Regions from separate parts of the Homo sapiens genome. Here regions 1 and 2 are each linked to region 3. Evidence: read pairs that join two places in POLR2A ChIA-PET (ENCODE). Cell type or tissue: A673. All regions are shown on one strand. Region 1 overlaps RIF1 (replication timing regulatory factor 1). Region 2 overlaps RIF1 (replication timing regulatory factor 1). Region 3 has its middle 28 kb from the start of TNFAIP6.

Region 1 (4,000 bases), 95 kb after region 3:
TCCTAGACTTTGGTATTGGATTTTTTTTTCTAAGAGTCTGTTTGGTAAATTAATTGCTTTTGTTTGCAGAAATTAATCTCAGAACTTCAGAAGCTATTTATGAGTAAAAATGAGACTTACGTGTTAAAATTATGGCCTTTGTTTGTCAAACTACTTGGAAGGGTAAGTGCCCAGTTAATGAACAGTCAACAGTTTTTACATGCTGGACTCTTTATTTTCTTACCTTTTCTTTGTACAGTTGATGCTCATTATTTCCTTTGTACAGCTGATGCTCATTATTTCATGCCTACTCACTAAAATTTATTTGTAAATCTGAAACCAGTACTTGCATTGCTTTTGCTTTCATTTGTAGACACCCAAAGTGGCAAAGAATTGGAGTCACACAACGTGCATGTTTCCAGCTGAGGTCAAGCAAGGTTACGCTCTGCCTTTTTGTTTTAGTTCTCATACCTTAAACAGGTGTCCTTTTTATAATCCATGTAATGCCACATTTTTCACTTTTCTGTGCTTTTCCTGGTGGTTTCACTGTTTAAATTTGGAACCTAAAGCTTGGGTCCAGGTGCTTTCTAGTTTGTGTTCCTAAGCAAAGGAAGGCTGTGATATACCCAATGGTGAAAATAAACTTTGTTCAGGCATGATTTATAGAGCTACTGGCTGTGAGTTTGATGTTAGTGATTCATTTGTATAAAATATCTTCTAATAGACGTTAAGCAGGTTATATATTGAACAGCTGACAAAAGTGTTGTGTCCAGAGAACCTAACCCTGTATTTCCCATGGGAGTGATCACTCAGTATTTGCCAATTTAGTGTTCAAGGCTACTTTATATAATAGAAAACCATAACTACTATGAATAATGAGAGAGAATCAACTGTATGTTCAATGATTAAGCCAGGTTTTGGGTGGTAGGGGGTGTGCTGCTTTTATTGTGGTAAATATACATGTTCTAACCATTTGTAAATGAACAAGTCAGTGGCATTAAATCTATTCATAATGTTGTAAGCATCACCACTATCTATACCCAAAACCTGTGCATCATCCCTAACAAAAACTGTACCCATTAAAGAGTAAACTTCCTCTGCCCTCCTCCTGCACCCAGACATCACCCTTTGGTAATGTCTGTTCTACTTCCTGTCTCTGAATTTGCTTATTCTAGGTACCTCATAAAAGTGAAATTATAACATATATGCCCTTCCGTGTCTGGCTTATTTCACTAAGCATAAAGTTTTTTTATTTTTCTCTGAGACGGAGTTTCGCTCTTGTCACCCAGGCTGGAGTACAATGGCGTGATCTTGGTTCACTGCAACCTCTGCCTCCCGGGTTCATGCAATTCTCCTGCCTCAGCCTCCTGAGTAGCTGGGACTACAGGCATGTGCCAGTATGTCCGGCTAATTTTTGTGTTTTTAGTAGAGATAGGATTTCACCATGTTGACCAGGATGGTCTCGATCTCCTGACCTTGTTATCTGCCCACCTCGGCCTCCCAAAGTGGTGGGATTATAGGCGTGAGCCACCGTGCCTGGAAGCATAAAGTTTTTAAGATTTATCCATGTCATAACATATATTAAAGTTGGATTCTTATGGCTGAGTAATTGTATGTATATAACACATTTTGTTTATCTGTTGAGAGACATTTAGGTTGTTTCTACCTTTTGGCTATTGTGAATAATGTTGCTGTAAACACCAGTGTACAAATCTGTTGGAGTTCCTGCTTTCAGTTTTTTGGGTATATGCTTAAGAGTGGAATTGCTGGGTTATGTAGTAGTTCTATGCTTAACTTTTTGAGAAAGCTCCAAACTCTTTTTTTGAGACAAGGTCTGGCTCTATCTATCACCCAGGCTGGAGTGCAGTGGCACAACCTCGCTCACTGCAACCTCTGTCTCCCAGTCTCAAACCATCCTTCCATCTCAGCCTCCCAATTACCTGGGACTACCACCCAGCCCGGCTGATTTTTTTTTTTTTTTTTTTTTTTTTTTTTTTCCATATTTTTTGTAGAGACTGGGTTTTGCCGTGCTGCTCAGGCTGGTCTCTAACTCAAGTGATCCGCCTGCCTCAGCCTCCAAAATTGTTGGATTACAGGCATGAGCCACTTGAACCAGCCAGCACCAAACTCTTCTGTAGCAGCTGCCCCATTTTACATTCCCACCAGTAATGCACTGGGGTTCCGCTTCCATAATATCCTCACCAACACTTTTTATTTTCCTTTTTTTGATAGCCATCCTAGTGAATGTGAAGTGGGATTGATTTGGTATAGATTTGCATTTCTCTGATTACTAGTGATGTTGAACATCTTTTCACTTGGTTCTTGGCTGTTTGTTTCATTGTCTGTGGAGAAATGTCTAAGTCCTTGGCCCATTTTTGAGTAGGTTTGAATTTTTGTTGTTGAGTTGTAGTTCTTTATATGTTTTGGATATGCATCCCTTAGTTTTGTGATTTGCAAATATTTAATTCCGTTCTGTAGGTTCTCTTTTGCTTTCTTGGTAATATCCATTGCAGAGTTTTTAATTTTGGTGAAGTATAATATATATATTTTTTGTTATTGCTAGTACTTGACATCATATTCATGAAGTTGTTGCCAAATCCAGTGTCATTTTTGTTTCCCAATGCTTTCGTCTAAGAATTTTCCAGTTTTAGATCTTGAATGTAGATCTTTGAACCATTTTGAGTGAATATTTGGATATGGTGTAAGGTGAGAGTCCACGTTCATCCTTTTGCATGCAGATGTTCAGATTCCTCAATATCTTTTACTGAAGAGGTTGTTTTTATTAAATCCTTGTGGTACCCTTTTTTTTTTTTTTTTTTTTTTGTGAGACAGAGTCTTACTCTGTTGCCTAGGCTGGAGTGCAGTGGCATGATCTCGGCTCACTGCAACCTCTGTCTCCTGGGTTCAAGCAATTCTCCTGCCTCAGTCTCCCAAGTAGCTGGGATTACAGGCGCGCACTACCATGCTCGGCACATTTTTTTTTTCTTTTCTGTATTTTTATTAGAGAAGGGGTTTTACCACGTTGGCCAGGCTGGTCTCGAACTTCTGAGCTCTAGAGATCCACCCGCCTCGACCTCCCAAAGTGCTGGGATTGCAGGCGTGAGCCACCGCGCCTGGCCTGTGGTACCCTTTTGAAAATCAATTGAACATAGGTGTAAAGATTTATATCCAAGCTCAGTATTCTATTCTTGTGGTCTGTATGGCTGTCCTTATGCCATTATCATATGTATTAATTACTATAGCTTTATGCTAAGTTTGGCAGTCAGTTTGTCTGGTTTTATTATTTTTCAGGATTGTTTTGGCTTTTAATTTTTTTTTTTTTTTTTTTTTTTTGAGCTGGAGACTGTCCGTGTCGCCCAGGCTGGAGTGCAGTGGCGTGATCTCAGCTCACTGCAACCTCTGCCTCCTGGGTCCAAGCGATTCTCCTGCCTCAGCCTCCCGAGTAGCTGAGACTGCAGGCGCACGCCACCACGCCCAGCTAAATTTTTGTATTTTTAGTAGAGACAGTGTTTCACCATATTGGCCAGGCTGGTCTCGAACTCCTGACCTTGTAATCCTCCCGCCTTGGCCTCCCAAAGTGCTGGCATTACACGTGTGAGCCACCACGCCTGGCTGTTTTGGCTTTTTGAGACTGCAATTCCGTGTGAATTTGACGATCGACTTCTTTATCTGTGAAAAAGACAGTTGGAATCATGGTAGGGATTGTGATGAATCTGCATATAATGCCTTGAGTAGTTAGCATTTCATTGATGTTAAGTCTTTCTACCCATGAACACAGATGTCTTTCCATTTATTTAGGGTTTTTTTTTTGTTTTTTTTTTAAGACAGAGTCTCGCTCTGTTGTCCTGGCTATATTGGCTCACTGCAACCTCAGCCTCCCGGGTTCAAGTGATTCTCCTGCCTCGGCCTCCCGAGTAGCTGGGATTATAGGTGCCTGCCACCATGCCTAGCTGATTTTTGTATTTTTAGTAGAGATGGGGTTTTACCATGTTGGCCAGGCTGGTCTCAAACTCATGACCTA
Region 2 (4,000 bases), 120 kb after region 3:
GCCTCCCGAGTAGCTGGGACCACAGGCGCCCGCCACCACGCCCGGCTAATTTTTTGTATTTTTAGTAGAGACGGGGTTTCACCGTGTTAGCCAGGATGGTCTCGATCTCCTGACCTCGTGATCCGCCCGCCTCGGCCTCCCAAAGTGCTGGGACCACAGGCGTGAGCCACCGCGCCCGGCCTCTTTCTTTCCCTCCTCATGGAAAGGACAGCTGTTGGGAACAGATTGATATGCGTCATTCCAGAATAGACCTCTTTCTGTTTACGCATGTCATTTGTATATTGATCCTTGCATATGCATTTGAATATATGGTATTCTTGCCAATGAAATCCTTATTGCATTTATTCCAAAGTAATTATGTAACTTTTCGTAAAACACTGTCTTGGCTCAGTTTCAAGTCAATCCATATAGCTCTATTATTTGTTTCAACTGCTGTCTAGTATTCTGTAGTATGGTTGTACCATTACTTGGAATTCTATTATTTATTTATTTATTATTTTTTGAGACAGAGTCTCACTCTGCTGCGCAGGCTTGAGTGCAGTGGCACGATCTCAGCTCACTGCAGCCTCCGCCTTCTGGGTTCAAGCGATTCTTCTGCCTCAGCTTCCCGAGTTGCTGGGACTACAGTTGCACACCATCATGCCCAGCTAATTTTGTATTTTTAGTAGAGATGGGGTTTCACCATGTTGGCCAGGCTGGTCTCGAATTCTTGACCTGAGGTGATCCACCTTGGCCTCCCAAAGTGCTAGGATTACAGGCGTGAGCCATTGCACCTGGCCTGGAATTCTGTTATTTTAAGGACATTTTGTTTTTTTCTATTATTTATTACTGTGTATGATCCTGGTAATGGCCTTCACACAGAAACCGTTGTTTTTCCATGCAGATTATTGAAATGATATTTGTTGTGCCTGTTTTCTCTATAGCTTATATCTAACACATATTTTAATGAGGAATAAAAGAAAGTAAAAATAACAGTTCTTTTTTTTTTTCTTGCCCCTGAGACAGAGTCTCACAGTGATTGTTGGACGACAACCCAGGCTGGAGTGCATTGGTGCAATATGGGCTCACTATGACCTCTGCCTCCCAGGTTCAAGTGATTCTCCTCCCTAGTAGCTGGGACTACAGGTGTGCACCACCATGCCTGGCTAATTTTTGTATTTTTAGTAGAGAGGGGGTTTCACCGTGTTGGCCAGGCTGGTCTTGAACTCCTGACCTCAGGTGATTAGCCCACCTCAGCCTTCCAAAGTGTTGGGATTACAGGTGTGAGCCGCCGCGCCCAGCCAAAAATGACAGTTCTTATTGTAAAAGATTACAAACAACAAAGCAAATTCCCCCTCACACGTCTTCTCCTCAGTAATAATCACTACCCATAGTTAGATGTTCATTGTTTTAGTGTTTTAAATGGATTTATATACATATCCTCTACTTGTTATTAGCACAATTCTAATTGTATTTGTCGGAGTGACTTTAAAAATGTAAATCAGATCTTGTCACTCTTGAAGTATTATAGTGTTTTGTTAGATTTGGAATAAAAATCTGAGCTCCTTACACTACCCATGAGGTTTCTGCTTCCTTTTCCAAAGGACTTACCTAATCGCGCTTGTTTATTTTTGTTGTATAGCATCTTATTTCCTTTTTAGTACTGTCTCGAAATTGTTTATTTCTGTACTTTATTATGTTATTTCACCCACACTCCATGAGGTTAGGGACATTGTCTGTCATGATGGTGATTATCTCTGGGATCTGTCTACTGAATAAACAATGTGCAGGTTTTTATAACTGATCGGAAGAAGGTTGACCCTCAGTTATCACCTTTAAAAAATGGTCTTAGTTAGGCTTTCTCCCTTTGTTCTTTTCCAGAAGAAACTTGGAGTCTGTCAAATTTCACAAAATACCCTGTTGAGATTTTGCTTGGCTTTGATAAGGGTGAATTCACAGATTAATTCGGAAAAGAATTTACGTCTTTCTAATCAAATTGTTCCTTCCAGGGATTTGTGTTTATTTAGGTCTTCTAAAGTTAACCTAACTTGATTATTGTTTTTAAGCTGTTTTTTAACATTATAAATGGGTCTGTTCTTCCCTCATACTTGCTTGTTGCTGAAGGACATAAAAGTTGTTGCTTACATACTTCCTTGTATTGAATCATGTGTTTTTGGGATACACTTCTTGGTTACAGTGCTATTCTTTTAAATTATCATAGGATTAATGTTTTTTTCTGCATGTATATCTTCATTAGTGATATTGGAGTTCTCATTGTTCAATTTTTGTATTATGGCAATAGTGACCTCTTAGAATGATTCAGAAAACTGTTCTTCACCAATTTATATAGTGTAAAAGGAATGCCATATCTACAGTTGTATTCTTTTTTTCTTTCTCTCTTTTTCTTTCTTTTCTTTCTTTCTTGATGAGGTCTTGCTGTGTTGCCCAAGCTGGAGTATAGTGGCTATTCACAGGCACCATGCACACTACAGCCTCCACCTCCTGGGTTCAAGCAGTCATCCTGCTTCAACCTCCCGAGTGGGTTGGACTACGTGATGCCAAGCCCACCAACCTTTTTGTTCTGAAGTCTTCTCTTTTCTTGGTTGGACTTGGTAATTAAAGGCTTATCTAAGTCTACCAAGGAAAACAACATGTAGTTTTATTTTATTGATCATTACTACACAGCTTTTTACTTTTCTTTGTCTTTAATACATTGAATGGTTTTGTTTTAAAGCTTTTTTCAAACATATGCATGTAAGACTTTGATTACTGCCATCAGTGATCATATAGACTACTTTGATGCCTTTTTTTTTTTTTTTGAGACCGAGTTTCACTCTTGTTGTCCAGGCTGGAGTGCAGTGGTGCGATCTCGGCTCACTGCAACCTCTGCCTCCGGGTTCAAGTGATTCTCCTGCCTTAGCCTCCCTAGTAGCTGGGATTAAAGGCGTGTGCCACCACGCCTGGCTAATTTTGTATTTTTAGTAGAGACGGGGTTTCTCCATGTTGGCCAGGCTGGTCTTGAACTCCTGACCTCAGGTGATTCTGCCTGCCTTGGCCTCCCAAAGTGCTGGGATTACAGGTGTGAGCCACCACACCCAGCCTTTGATGTCCCCCCCTTTTTTTTTTAATAGCACCAGGGAACTTGGAAGGGTGCTTTGTAATTTGAGAATTTTTTATGGATATGTGTTGCTATTTTATCATTAATTTTTTATTTTACTGTATTGTGATCAGAGAGGATCATCTAGGACTTCTAATTTTGGAATTCATCCTGTGTTATAACTGTGATAATGTAGTTTTATAATTGTTTATTTATAAGACACTTGGGATCAGGTATCTCCCTGATTATGAATTTGCTGTATATTAACATGTTTATTAAATACTTTGATGCCATATTGTTATACATTAGAGATTAATGACTACTGATGTTTTCATTGTAATGTGTTCCTTGTTACTGCCTTTTTCTTAAATTCTACTAGCTTGAAATTTATTACACCTTCTTGAAAATTTGTGTCAAATGTGTCTTTAAAAACACCATCCTGAGCAATAATTCTTTCTTTTTTTTTTTGACGGAGCCTCGCTCTGTCGCAGGCTGGCGTGCAATGGTGTGAACTCGGCTCACTGCAGCCTCCGCCTCCCGGGTTCAAGCAGTTCTCCTGCCCCAGCCTCCCGAGTAGCTGGGATTACAAGCATTCACCACCACGCCTGGCTAATTTTTGTGTTTTTAGTAGAGACGGGGTTTCACCATGTTGGCCAGGCTGGTCTCGAACTCCAGACCTCAGGTGATCCACCCACCTCAGCCTCCCAAAGTGCTGGGATTGCAGGCGTGAGCCACCAGTCCTGGCCAGCAACTTCTTTTTATGTTTTGTTTCCACTGGGTTTAGTGAAAACTTTTACTTCATAATTTTCAAGAGGAATTTGATAGAGAATCTGTGATCCTAGTATTTCCAATCTCAGTTTATTGGTTGATATGATGGCTTTTATGGGGATCTTAAAAGTGAATTATTTTTCTTAAATATTGAGG
Region 3 (4,000 bases):
GAAAATTCCTACTAAAGAAGAATAGAACATACAGTGGACAGTGCTGGCATTATTTTCTTACTCCCTGAGTACGCGGATACTCCATAAGACTTACCCTTTGGAAGCAACCACCGTTTATATTAGAATGCAAGAAGTTTGCAGATCAGGTGCAATGGCTCAAGCCTGTAATCTCAGCACTTTGAGAGGCAGAGGTAGGCGGATCACTTGAGCCCAGGAATTGGAGACCAGCCTAGGCAACATGGCAAAACTCAATCTCTACAACATAATACAAAAATTAGCCAGGCATGGTGGCGTGTGCCTGCAGTCCTAGCTACTAGGGAAGCTTAGGAGGGGGGATCACTTGATCCCGTGAGGCAGAAGTTACAGTGAGCATAGATCACACCACTGCACTCCAGTCTAGGCAACAGAGTGAAACCCTGTCTAAAAAAAGAAAAAAAATTTAGACTGCCATTCAAATACGGCAAAGTAAAACACCTGTTCACCCTCACTGCCACCCAAAATCTCACCAAATTGTTGGTAAAGAAATGTAAAATGGAGGCCGGGTGCAGTGGTTCATGCCTGTTATCCCAATATTTTGGGAGGCTGAGGCAGGAGGATAACTTGAGGCCAGGAGTTGGAGACCAACCTGGGCATCACTGTGAGACTCTGTCTCTACCAAAAAAAAAAAAAAATTAATTAATTAATTAATTAGCAAGGCATGGTTCCAGCTACTCAGGAGGCAGAGGTAGAAGGATCACTTGAGCCCAGGAGTTCAAGGCTGCAGTGAACTATGCAAACTATGATCACATCATTGCACTCCAGCCTGAGTAACAGAGCAAGACCTTGTATAAAAAAAAAAAAAAGAAAGAAAGAAAAGTTCAAAAATTAGGCCAGGCGCGGTGGCTCATGCCTGGAATCCCAGTATTTTGGGAGGCTGAGGCAGGTGGATCATCTGAGGTCAGGAGCTCGAGACCAGCCTGGCCAACATGTGAAAACCCATCTCTACTAAAAACAAAAATTAGCCGGGCATGGTGGCAGGTGCCTGTAATCCCAGCTATTTGGGAGGCTGAGGCAGGAGAATCGCTTGAACCTAGGAGGCGGAGGTTGCAGTGAGCCGAGATCACACCACTGCACTCCAGTATGGCAACAGAGCGGGACTCGTCCTAAAAAAAAAAAAAAAAAAGAGAAAAAGAAAACTTCAAAAAGTAATAGGCACAGAGAGAATGGGAGAAGAAATAATAGCCACCAAGAGATGTCAACAAAACAGACTTATGATAACTGATTTAGCAGACTAGCGGAAGCTGAAACTAAATGATTGCAGTAGGGGTGAGGATGAGGGATGCCAAGAAGCACATAGATTGGGCTACCAAGTCCTTCAAAGGCCCAGAAATTAGAGCCACAAGTTGTCTCTGAATATGGGAAGCAGATGAGGCTAAAATCGGGAGGACTGGCTGATGTCTTGCATAAAAGCAGTTCAACCAGTACATCTCCTCATAACCTGCACAGCCAGGCAACTGACCCTCCTTCTTCTGCAGAAGGCTTGACATTATTTTCAGGGGAGGTTAAACCAGAAAAATCTCTAGACTCAAGGATAGCAGGTATGCAGGCATGATTGAGGTAACTTACTGGCAACACAGAGATCAAGTACAAATCTGCATTCTGAACAATGAGACTTACCAACCTCAGCACCCAGATCATTCCATCACCACCATCCTGAGATGAAAGTGGAGGATTCCTTTCTGGAGAGAGTGACCAGCCCCAGAAAAGAAGGCCAACAGCTACTGCCCAGAAAAAAAAAAAAAACAGATACCTGAACAATCACTCTGCTATAAACTCCCTACTTGTCAGACCTCATACATACAGAGCTTCCAGTTGTCAAGGATCATCCAACATTTGATAAAAGCTTCTTGCTTGGAAGAGGGAGATAAACAAATATGTGGGTGCACAATAACGCAAGGAACGGATGAATATGTTTTTAAAACTTATAATTAATATTCTAACAAGGATAAGAGAATATATATAGCATTTAAGAACAAAGGAACAAGAAACTATTAAACTGGAGGCTGAATATTAACTATTAAACTGGAAACTATTAAACTGGAGGCTCAAAAAAAAAGAAGAAAGAAAAGGAAGGAAGGAAGGAAGGAAGGAAGGAAGGAAGGGATCCAAAAAGCTTCCAGAGAAAGAGACAAAAAAATAGGTCACATACAAAATATTACAGACCATAAAGACAACAGTCTTTTCAATGAAATTGGATGTTGGAATAAGCTTTTACAGTTTTAAGGAAAAATGATTAACAATATAGAATTGTATTCTCATGCAAACCAATCAAGTTCAAATATTGAATGCAGTTTTATAATTCTGTAAACAGTTTGGAGCTGAATTAGGAACAAGTGCATAGAAAACTAAGTAAATAGGAGGGAAAAGGCAATTATCACTTCCAGAGAAAAACAAAGACTTGTGCAAGAATTAATATTTAATCATAGTACACTCGGCTAAGAATAATATTTGCATAGTCATGATAATATAAGCACTTAATATTCTTTACATTTCTGATAGAACCATATTGGGAGGATGGGAGTAGGAAAGTATAGAGATGGTAGGCAGGAGATAAGAGAGCTAAATCCTCATCTTTTATGATACACAAAATAGTTGAAAATGAATGGTGTCTAAAATGAAAAAATAAGAAATAGCACTATAAGCATATTATTATAGAAAAACAGAGCCAAATACCTGAAGAAACTTCTGAAATAATGTAAAATGTTTGACTTTGAAAGTGGAAATTATGAGGCAGCAGTTGAGAAGTCTAGCAAGTTACCATATTTTCAGTCTTCTAGAACTATCTGACTTTTTAAACTCTGATAAGTATAAAAATTAAATTTTAAAAAGCCAAGGCTGTTTAAAAAGGTGTTTCCTTTCTAAGAAGGAACATTTTTTGATATAGAGTTGACTTGAAGATATCTACCATAATTTTTTAATTATTGATTTTTCTGTTAGGTATTAAACGAAATTCCTAAGCCTCTTTGTGCCTGTTGTTTTTTGTTCTTTAATTAAACTTTTAAATTTTGAAATAATTATAGATTCACATGCAATTGAAAGAAATTGTTCTGAGTTCCTATGTGCCCTTTACCCAGTTTCCTCAATGGTAACACTTCACCACAAGGATCCTTGCCAGACTGTTTTTCAGAGTGACTTCACCATTTGACATTCTCATCACCAGTGGATGAAGTTTCCAACTTCTCCATATTCTCACCAGCACTTGTTATTATCTGATTTTTTATTCTATCAATCCTAGTGGGCATGAACTACTTTTGATTTGCATTTCCCTGATGACCAATGGTGTTGAGTATCTTTTCACACACTCATTGACCATCTGAATATCTTCTTTGTAGAAATGTCTATTCAGATCCTGTGCCAATTTTTCAATTTTTATTATGAGTCCTTTATATTCTGGATACTAGACCCTTATCAGATACATGGTTTGTAAGTTTTTTCTCCCATTCTAAGAACTGTCTTTTGCCTCTTTAGTTTAGGAAACTGCCAAACTGTTTTTTTAGAATTGACTAACCATTTGATACTCCCTCCAGCAGTATATGAGTGATTCAGTTTATCCGCATTCTCATCTGCATTTGTTATTGTCATTGTTTTTAATTTTAGCCCTTCTGATAGTGATATCTCATCATGATTTTAATTTTGCATTTCTCTAATGGCTAATGATGTTGAATATCTTTTCATTTGCTGTCTGTACACCTCTTTAGTGTATACAGTCTATGGGTTTTGCCCATTTTCTGATTGGATTGTTTGTTATTTTGCTGTTGCATTTTGAGTATTCTTTATGTATTCCAGATACTAGTCCTTTGTTAACTATATGGATTTCAAAGCTTTCTCCTAGTCTGTAGCTTGTCTTTTCATCCTGTTAACAGGATCTTTCAGAGAGCAAAGGTTTTAAAACTTTCGATGAGGTCCAATTTATTAATTTTTCCCTTTATGAATAGTGTTTTTGGTACCATCTAAGCACTCT

What was found. ChIA-PET counts read pairs that join two places held together with the same protein. Peaks named below come from ENCODE experiments on the same cell type or tissue, not always from the same donor. Only the 100,000 strongest peaks of a DNase experiment are listed, where the experiment ranks them.
Region 1: POLR2A ChIA-PET joins it to region 3 with 6 read pairs; 6 of 35 experiments call an interaction of 5 or more read pairs at or near these places.
Region 2: POLR2A ChIA-PET joins it to region 3 with 5 read pairs; 2 of 35 experiments call an interaction of 5 or more read pairs at or near these places.

Annotation. Positions count from the first base shown.
Region 1 is chr2:151,422,881-151,426,880 of GRCh38, forward strand. RIF1 (replication timing regulatory factor 1) reads left to right here. Exons shown (of 36, transcript NM_018151.5): 8 at 70-162. Among named protein-coding and RNA genes, the nearest start is that of RIF1, 15 kb to the left of the region's middle. In A673, no CTCF peak of the experiment used is centred here; no DNase peak of the experiment used is centred here.
Region 2 is chr2:151,447,062-151,451,061 of GRCh38, forward strand. All of the region lies in intron 20 of RIF1 (replication timing regulatory factor 1), which reads left to right. Among named protein-coding and RNA genes, the nearest start is that of RIF1, 39 kb to the left of the region's middle. In A673, no CTCF peak of the experiment used is centred here; no DNase peak of the experiment used is centred here; H3K27ac peaks cover 471 bases.
Region 3 is chr2:151,327,693-151,331,692 of GRCh38, forward strand. No RefSeq gene overlaps it. Among named protein-coding and RNA genes, the nearest start is that of TNFAIP6, 28 kb to the right of the region's middle. In A673, no CTCF peak of the experiment used is centred here; DNase peaks (open chromatin) are centred at 1,349, 1,819 and 2,149; H3K4me3 peaks cover 1,825 bases; H3K27ac peaks cover 4,000 bases.